Regions from separate parts of the Homo sapiens genome. Here region 2 is linked to region 1. The links are chromatin contacts, found by Hi-C in ENCODE. All regions are on one chromosome and are shown on one strand. Each heading gives the region's core, a stretch centred on a gene start or an enhancer-like site at or near the end of the contact. The rest is flanking DNA. Distances are from core to core; before and after follow the strand shown. Region 1 holds the start of DEPDC1-AS1 (DEPDC1 antisense RNA 1). Region 2 holds the start of MIER1 (MIER1 transcriptional regulator).

Region 1 (4,592 bases), core at 846-3,345:
CATAAAGCCAATCCACTGCTTCTCCTGCTGTGAAACAATTGCCATATTTTTTAAAGTGTTGTCTGTGTTTTCTTAGAGGCATTCCTGCTCGAAAAGATGTGGTAACTTCATTCCACTGTAAAAAGAAGGAAAATATTTTTAAAAAATTGAAGAAAAATTAAATCTCATATTGATTTGAAGTACATTAGGTAAAGAAAATTCTTTAATTCACATCTGATTATATCATAAAAATTCTTGAAGAATCATTCATCTTATTTGTGCCATATAAAATTTTATATCTGGCCGGGCACGGTGGCTCATGCCTGTAATCCCAGCACTTTGGGAGGCCGATGCGGGTGGATCACCGGAGGTCGGGAGTTCGAGACCAGCCTGACCAATATGGAGAAACTCCGTCTCTACTAAAAATACAAAATTAGCTGGGCATAGTGGTGCATGCCTATAATCCCAGCTACTCAGGAGGCTGAGTCAGGAGAATCACTTGAACCTGGGAGGCGGAGGTTGCGGTGAGCTGAGATTGCACCATTGCACTCTAGCCTTGGCAACAAGAGCAAAACTCAGTCTCAAAAAAAAAAAAATTATATCTTACACTGCTTTCTTTTTATTAATTCTAGTGCTGTAGTAATATTTTTATGTAATAGCTTTTTTATTAGAAGAACTTCATTGGCTGATCTAAGATCCTTATTTAAGATCCTGAGCTTATTTAAGAAATCTGGAAATAAGGAAGAACTACAATCAATAGAGAAAACATTCATCCCTGTTTTTTACCTCAATTAATATTAATGTTGGTAGCACTGTGCTTCACATTCATTATTTCACTTTAATTACCCCAATTCTATGAATAGGTACTATTAATTTCTCATTTTTCACATAAGGAAAATAAAGCAGAGAGATTAATAAAATGACCAAGGTCACACAGCTAAGTGATGAACCTAGGCATTCAAACCCAGGTGTGATTGACTCTAGAAACTGATATTGAGCTGCTCACTCTGTACTGGCCTGAGGACACAGTAATAAAAATGACAGAAAGGGACTCTGTACTAAGGGAGATTACAGAACGGCTTTCCTGAGATGCAGTACAGGGTAGTGGCTTTAAGAACAGGCTCTGGAGTTAGACTAGTAGGGCTGGTTTCCCAGCTCTAGCTCTGCCACTATTGTTTATGACTTTTTGGGCCTATCTTCAATCTCTATGCCTCAATCTCCTTAACCACAAAACAGGGACAAAAGGACCTAACGAATGGGCTTATTGGAATGATAAAATGATGTAATATATGTGAAGTACTAGTAAGCATTCAGTGCATGTTTTCTTTTTCAGCGTGCTTATACTACTTTCATCTAATGGGTTTTAAATAATGTGGCAGGACTACTGATTGAGGTTCCTTCCTGTCCTAAATTCTATCCTTCATATTGGTAAATATAGCCAATAACTTACTAAGTAGCAGAATCCATGTAAGATCGCCATACCAGGAAGATCTGAATTCTAGCTCTGCCACTTGCTGTTGATGTGACTCTAGAGGGCATTTAACGTCTGTGAGCCTCAGTGTGCACCTGATAAAGTAGGGCTAATAATACATGCTCGTCTGAAGGGCATTCCTAAGAGGAAAATGCTTGTTATTCTGCAGATCACAACACACTTTAAAAAACAGCATCCTCCTGGGAAACCCCTTAAGGCAAGCATGTATTAGTAACCTTTACCAATGTGGAAACAGGCTCACAGAAGGTAGGGGACTCACCTAACGTCACATAACCAGCACCACAGTATCCTATAGAACCGAAGACCCAACTGCACAAAACGCGTTAGGAGTGCTGTACGTGCAATTCAGGGACCACCAGCAGTGGTTACTGATGGGTACTCAGAAATACCGTTTTGAAACAGGCAGCTGTTATCCTAGTGCTATTCGGCCGATACATCCTGCGTTAAATTCTATGGGTTCAATAAACAAAATTGCCACATTCGGGCTTGCCCCCCACCTAACCCTACAAAGCTTTGGACCTCATTCCCAATTGTTCCCTAATTCTGAGGCGGGTAGAAAATCAGGCGAGGTGAGCGGCCAAATCGGAATATTCTAAGACGCCCCCACGGGACGCCGGCCACACCAGGCACAGGAGTCGCTCCTCATAGCGAGTCTGGTGCGGCCTACGCGCGGCGCTTCCTTTCGGACCTGAGGCCCAGACCCTCAAAATAGAGGGAGCGGTGAGTCTGGCAAGGGTTGCATACCCGCTACTTCTCCTCGCCAGCCTTTTCACTGAACCTAGGGATCCTGGGACTCATCCCTCCGACCGAGGTAAAACTGCGAACGGTCGAGGTAAAACTGCGAACAGTGGTGACTGCCGTCAGCCCGCTGACCGGTCCCGTCTATCCGAGCTGTCTTACCAGCTTGGTGGCCCGATAAGGCCCGGGAGGCACACCCTGACTCTCCATAGGTCTGTCAGCGCCCGGTGGCGTCCATGGCGGCGAAGGCGACACTCAGGCCCAGCGGCCGCGGCAGTGGCGAGTCTCGGCACAACCGTTGGCCCCGCCGCCGATTTGAATAGCATAGAGGGCTGCGCGGATTGGCCGCGCCGCGGGTCACGTGACGCCACAGCCAGGCTCGGGAAGGAGTCGGCGAGGGCCGCTCGGCTGCGTCCTGGGGCTCCAGTAGCTGGCGCGGGCTGGGGTGGGCTGGGCTGGCCTGGGACCGCCTCGATGGGACAGGCTCGGGTTTCCCTGGCGCTGTTTCTCCCTCCTGCGGTCTACGGCGAGGCGGAGTCACAGAGTCCTGTTTTCGTGCTCAGAGGGGATGAGCTCTTTAGTTCCAAACGAAATTATTTGGAGTCCAGCCTTTGGTTTAAGGGAATTTGAAATTTGAAAAGACAAGAAAATACGGTTTTTCTGCCTGGCCCTACAGGATCTTCAGCAGTTAGCTTAGAAGGCAAAGCAACCTGATGGATATGTGTCGCAGTTTCTCTCTCTGCTGCCTATCCTCTCTCTCAGCAGGTGCCATGATTCTCTGAAGTGCTAAAATCTAGGTTCAGAACCCCCTAATTGTGCAGTAAAATGGATCATTCAGAACCCCCCAGTTGGGTAATAAAATGGATTATAGGTAGTCTTTCTTAAGTACATACAATGTGGGGCTTGGGAAAGGTTGTGTACAACTTGTCAAATTGCTTCCCTTAAACTCTACCACTGTATAAGAATGTTGGTTATGTTTGGATCGTGATTATACACTTAAAATTTCACTAGGATCTTAGAAAATAAATCTTCAACAGAAGTCAATTTTCAAATGACAAAAACTACATTCCGAGAGTTGAAGAGACTTACTCAGTCTTAGGTCTCCTTGGCAAAGCACAGACTTCATGCTTTTAATAAATACCCTGTCACCAGTCTGAAACTATCTGATGCTAAGAATCCCTTAGTAAAGTGGGAGATTGCTTGAGTGATTTGAAGCTGTGGAAGAATTCACTTGGAAATTAAATAGCAGTTTAAGAGGATAGGATGCAGTAAAAAGAAGAGATAAAGAAAAATGTTCAGGGAGTGGTAGTGTAGGTCTGTGGAGTTTTCCTTAATTTGGGCAGAAGCACATCTATTTTCTACCAGGACCAGTGGGTAGGAATTTTCAAAAACATACTTGGTAAACAGGAACAATCTACTCAATTTTCCACTTATGTTAAGGAAAAGTAAAATGATTGATGTTACAAAATAATGTTAACTGTTTCTTACCTGGCTTTATGATACATTGTCCCAGGATTTTCGTTTTTCTTTTCTTTTTCCTTTCAGAAGGAAATGGAGATGAGACTGTGGAAGCCAAAATTTATTTTTGCCCAGCTCCCCAAGTTGAAAATCATCTCACATACAGCCTTTGATATAGGTAGCCACAGCTTAATAGTACCTTAATAATCCACTGTGGCTGTGGATTCACTCTGCACCATCCACTTTCACATTTATAGTGTCTTTAGATGATAAAATATTTAAAAGTTAGGTTTTTGTTAAATGTGAGTGGTCTGAGTTTCTTTAAGGTAACTTTACATACCTTTGCTCTTAACAATTATTCATTGATTGCATAGTTTAAATCTTGGAAGTCATTTTATTTCCTCTCATTACCAATTCTGCGAGAGTCACTTTATCATCCTTTTCCTAATTCTCCTACATTAGAATTTCTCAGAGTGGGTTAAAAACTACATGTTTTAGAATTTCCTGCAATACCTGTTAAAATGCTGATTCCTGGGATTCCCCAAATCCTGATTGGGGTGTATGTATATATGTGTATGTATGTGTGTGTGTGTGTGTTTGTCATGGGAGGGAGAGTACAGGGTAAATGTGTAGGGTTGGAGGAGGCTGTATCTCTGAAGACTGTGCAGCTGAGATGCTGTAATGCCCATGAACTGCCTAGCTGTGGACTTATATATGAAAGAAATATGAGCCTCTGTTAATTTACTCTTCTAGCTGAACCTAACCTAATCTACTCATTGTGATACAATGAGTATCACAAAAGAAAATGAGCTCTCTTCTTTTGTCTGCCACCATGTGAGATGTGCCTTTCACCTTCTGCCATGATCGTGAGGCGTCCCAAGCCACACAGAACTTAATTCAGGTAGCTGGAGAGATAATGGTGGAT
Region 2 (4,592 bases), core at 1,432-3,931, 1.6 Mb before region 1:
TGGTAAAGGACTCTTTGACACAGTTACCTAAAGGAGGTGAGTCATGAGGTTATCTGGGGGCACAATATTCCAAAAAACTGCATATGCACAGGCTCCAAAGGGGGAATATAGTGTGTCTGATGTGTTGTGGGACAACGTGGGATGTAATTAGGCAAGAGGAAGAGTCTATAGTGAGATCCTGTGGGGCCCTGTAAAGAGTTTTACTGAGTGAAATGGAAAAAACTTGAGAAATGTTTTGAGCAGAACCACATTGATTACTACCTGGAGGGTGTTGGCAAGGAGACTATTTAGGTGGGTATCACAATGTAACACAGTGATTTACATGGGAGTGGTAGTCTGGATTTATTTGGCAGGTAGAAATGGTAAAATTTGCTTATAGAGTGAGGTATAAGATAGAAGTCAAGGGTAATCCCAAGGTTTTTCCCCTGAGTAAGTGAAAGAGTGGAATTTGCCATTTACTAAAATGAGAAAGATTGCAGTTAATTAGAAAAGACAGAAAATATTATATATTTGGTTTGAGATGTTTATTAACTTATAAGTGCAGGTGTTTTTTCTTAAAATCTGTTTTCTTGGGAGAGGTCTTAGCCAGAGATTAACATTTGTGAATCATCATTATAGGTGATATTAAAGACATCAGAGTGAAGAGGTTTATGGACTAACCCAGCAATACCAATACAGTCCTGGATCATCAACAATGAATCACATATACAATGGTGATCTGGTAGCAGAGCTGAAAAATTCCTATTGTCTAACAACGTTGTAGTTGTCACAACATTCAAGCACAAGACATTACCTTTTCTATGTTTACATACACAAATACTTAGCATTGTGTTACAATTGCCTACAGTATTCAGTACAGTAACATGCTATGCAGGTTGGTAGCCTAGAAGCAACAAATGCATTTTCATCATTATGCAAACACCATTTAGTGTACTTACACAAACCTAGATGTATAGCCTACTATAGCTTAGGTGTACAGTCTACTATACAATTGTAGCCTAGGTGTATAGTAGCCCATACATCTACGTTTGTGTAAGTACACTAGAAGATATTTGCAAAATGCTGAAATTGGCTAACAAGGTATTTCTCAGAAGGTATCACCATCGATGCATGACTGTATTTAGTTATGGTAGTGAGGAACAGATACCAGCAAAGGATCTGGGAAAGGTGAAACCATGAACCAAGACAAGAACTAGGAAGAGTGGTTTCTCAGAACCCAAATAAAGCTTTTCAAAGATCGAGAAGCGATAAACCCGACCGACACTGCTTCATTCAAAAAGAATGAAACTGTGGATCAGCCATTGTATTTGGTTGCATGGCTATTGCTGGCTTTCATAGAAGCTGTTTTGATGGAGTGGTAGGATGGACAAAAGCGTGAGTACCATATTCAAGAGAGAATGCAAGGTTCTCTCCCAAGAACTCTCAACAAGTTCCGCTGAAGAAAGATTAGCTGAGGTGGAGGAGATTGGAGAGGGGAAGAGAAAACAAATTACTTAGGGAATTTTGGGGGAACTTAGTGGGCAGCATTACGGGCAGCGCTAAGGAACCATTTAAAGTAAGACAAGTCCACACAGCTGTGTGCTTTTCTACAGTCTTGTTCAACTGCTGCATAACAACAGAATGTTGGAAGCAGGAATTAGTTTTAAAGTAAGATGGTATTGACGAGACGACAATAAAATACCTCTACTACAGAGCACAGCAATGTTCGGCCTGGTGGCTCACAGAAGCTGAGGCTCTTGAACGTCTGGGCACAGCATGAAAGCATCAAGCTTGAGAGACTGCAGGCCTTAACAAACTAGAAGTGCTAGAACGATGGTTCTAAACCAGGTCTTTTCTCACACAGCAAGCACAGCAATAGAGATTTATTTTATCTTATTTTTTAGACAGAGTCTCGCTCTGTTGCTCAGGCTCGAGTGCAACGGCACGATCTCGGCTTACTGCAACCTCCGCCTTCCGGGTTCAAGGGATTCTCCTGCCTCAGCCTCCCAAGTAGCTGGGATTACAGGCATGTGCCACCACGTCCGGCTAACTTTTTGTATTTTTAGTACAGACGGGGTTTCACCATGTTGGCCAGCCTGGACGCTAACTTCTGACCTCAGGTGATCCACCCCACTCGGCCTCCCAAAGTGCCGGGATTACAGGTGTGAGCCACCGCGCCCAGCCCAGTAGAGATTCTTTTAAAGACTGCGGTAGGTCGATAAAGGAGACATTGTGGCCTAGGAGCTTCAAGGTCTACAGACTGAACCCAGTTAGGGTAGGGCCCCTTTCCAAATCCAGAAATGGTATCTATTAATAGAAGGGCTCCCTCCGGGTCCCAGGGGGATGGACTACGGTTTTTAGCGCCGGAACTTACAACCCGAAGTTCTGCTGCTTGTGACTGCCTGCCGGAGAGACTGGCATGGTGGCGACCAGCTGGGGAGTGGTGCACCACCCCTTTTTTTGGCCGCCTCTGAAGTCCCTGTACCCCCAAGCTCCTCCGTTAGCGGCTCGGGCCGAGGCTCCGGAATGTTTGCCGGGCGTCATGGCGACGGTGGAGCCCTGGCTCAACAAGCGGCCGCGCGGTTGGCTGGCGGCACGAGGCCGAGGAGGAGGGCGGAGGCGGAGGGGAGGGCAGAGGGTTGGTGGAGCTGGAGGAAGCTCCGGACGACGACTGGAAGAAGGAGGCGGGCGGCCCGGGCCTCAGGCCCCTCCCAGGCTCTGAGTCTCCCGGCTGCAGGCGGATGGATGGGGCTTCTTCAGGCGGTGGCGGCAGCAGCGAAGGTGGCGGCGGCAGCAGCGGCAGCGGCTGTAAGTGCAGCCTCCACAAGCCATCTCTCCCCTTCTATTCCAGTTTGGGATGAGGGGCTCCTGAGGTGTCCTCAGTCCCCTTTCTCTCCTTCCCCTCCCCCACGGCAGTGTACCGCCCGGAAGACCCTTAACTTCCGGGGAGGGGCTGCCGCAGAACGCGCCTGGCTTGCTCTCCGCCGGCTGCCAAAGGCGCATGCGCAGCTTCCTCCCTCTGGCCATCGACTGCCTCCCAGCGCCGCCTTTTTGCCTTCGCGGTGGTGGCGCCGCGCTGGGAATCCGCTGCGGAGTGAGTTCGCCTCGCCCCGTTCGCTTCGGTCCCTGATCCCAGTCGGGGTGGGGCTAAGCTGACCACCCTGCTGTGGCTCCGCCTCTTTCTCCTGTATTTCCCTCACTTGTGTCCCATCCCCGGGAGGCTCTCGCTTGCACTGCAGCCTTTATGGTGAGCAGCGCCCTGGGCCAACTTGCCCTTTTCGGATGGAGTCAGGGAGGGAGGAGAGACTCGAATAGGGTATTACTGTAAGGAAACGAGGTCCTCCTAGCGCGTGGGAGGATCCCTTGGGACAGATGCCCGCCGCTCTTTACTCTTGTTCTTTCAGCTTGTAGTGGCTAGGTCCCTGGCCTGGAGCCTATCTGTGGTCCCTGCATGCTGTGTAACCTTGAGCGAGTCACTATCCCTCTCTGGGCTTCAGTTTTCCCTATTTAAAGCTTCCTCCAACGCTAGAATTCTGCATTTCTGCAGAAGAACTTATGTAATTACAAGATTGACTTGGCTATTGAGGCCGCTTCACCAAGATGACCCGGAGTTGACTGAACCTTCTTCACTTATGGGTGGAATGAGGCGACCTATTTATTGGGTCGCTTTTATTCCTTTATCATTAGTTACAAATTGCATGACTTAAGGCTCATTAAATGTTTTTCTAAAATTGTCATGGGATCCTTGTCCTGATTCCCGACCATCTTTTTAAAAATGCGAAACAGGGTGGATGGTGAGCTTGTATCATCGTTTCTGTCTCCTTGCTACTGAGGCTCTCTTTCCTTTGATCCAGATGGTGTGGTCGCTCGATTCTCCCAGTGCCTGGCTGAGTTTCGGACGTGGTTAAGAACCAACTGGTTGAGGTTCAATGCAGACAAGACGGATGTGATGCTGGTAGGCAGGGGTACACTTGGAGATTAAGGGAGGGAAAATCCAAACTCCCTCAAGTAATATAAGATTATATTACTCTTCTTATATGTTCCAGTGTTTGAGAACTGATGGGCCAAAAATTTCCAGAATTTGGGTGAGATAAAAATAACATGTCATCAATGTAAAAACCATAATCATAGTTTGTAATATTCTGATAAAATGGGGCCACTGGATAAAACTGTAAAAATTATGAAAAGAAAATCCAAAACTGTTATTTGAAGAACCAAAAGCCTATATAAGTGTTTTAGAGTGGCATTAATAACAAAAAATGAAACTAACGAAAGATGATGCTGATTGTCACTATAGATGTGGGGCTTCCAAATGTAATAGGCTAAGTTTTTTAGATGTAGGTATTTTCAACCAAATTAGTAATTATCCATAAAATTTTACCACCACATCATAAAGACATGGTGTAGGCTGTTGCTTTTAAATAAAAATTTCAGGAAATAGTTTATAAACTAATCTCAAAAGAGACTCATGGACGCTGAAAATTGTTAGATATAGAATTTTTTAGTTTTGGATGTGTTGTATTAATCTATTTCAGTCAGCTAACCCCAGAGTCTAAATTGTTATAAGTACAGTATTTTCTTGGTGCATTTTGAGAGGTACCTTTTTGGATTGC

The links. Hi-C counts contacts between places; a loop is a spot of excess contacts on that map. Pooled maps may share reads with other maps.
Region 2: a pooled map shows a loop between it and region 1 (13-fold over the local background). The contact joins the promoter of MIER1 here to the promoter of DEPDC1-AS1 in region 1. A Hi-C loop is called at or near these places in 7 of 37 single-sample maps with no recorded cell type and 13 of 50 pooled maps.

The regions. Positions count from the first base shown.
Region 1 is chr1:68,494,581-68,499,172 of GRCh38, forward strand. It overlaps DEPDC1-AS1 (DEPDC1 antisense RNA 1), which reads left to right and starts at 2,096. Exons shown (of 3, transcript NR_110671.1): 1 at 2,096-2,191. DEPDC1 (DEP domain containing 1) reads right to left here and starts at 2,502. Exons shown (of 12, transcript NM_001114120.3): 1 at 2,372-2,502; 2 at 1-115. The coding sequence starts at 2,419. RefSeq lists enhancers at 2,183-2,232, 2,343-2,402.
Region 2 is chr1:66,922,309-66,926,900 of GRCh38, forward strand. MIER1 (MIER1 transcriptional regulator) reads left to right here and starts at 2,682. Exons shown (of 14, transcript NM_001077700.3): 1 at 2,682-2,787; 2 at 3,834-3,934. The coding sequence starts at 2,721. It overlaps DNAI4 (dynein axonemal intermediate chain 4), which reads right to left and starts at 2,548. Exons shown (of 17, transcript NM_024763.5): 1 at 2,354-2,548. The coding sequence starts at 2,523. RefSeq lists enhancers at 2,251-2,410, 2,701-2,980 and a silencer at 2,551-2,670.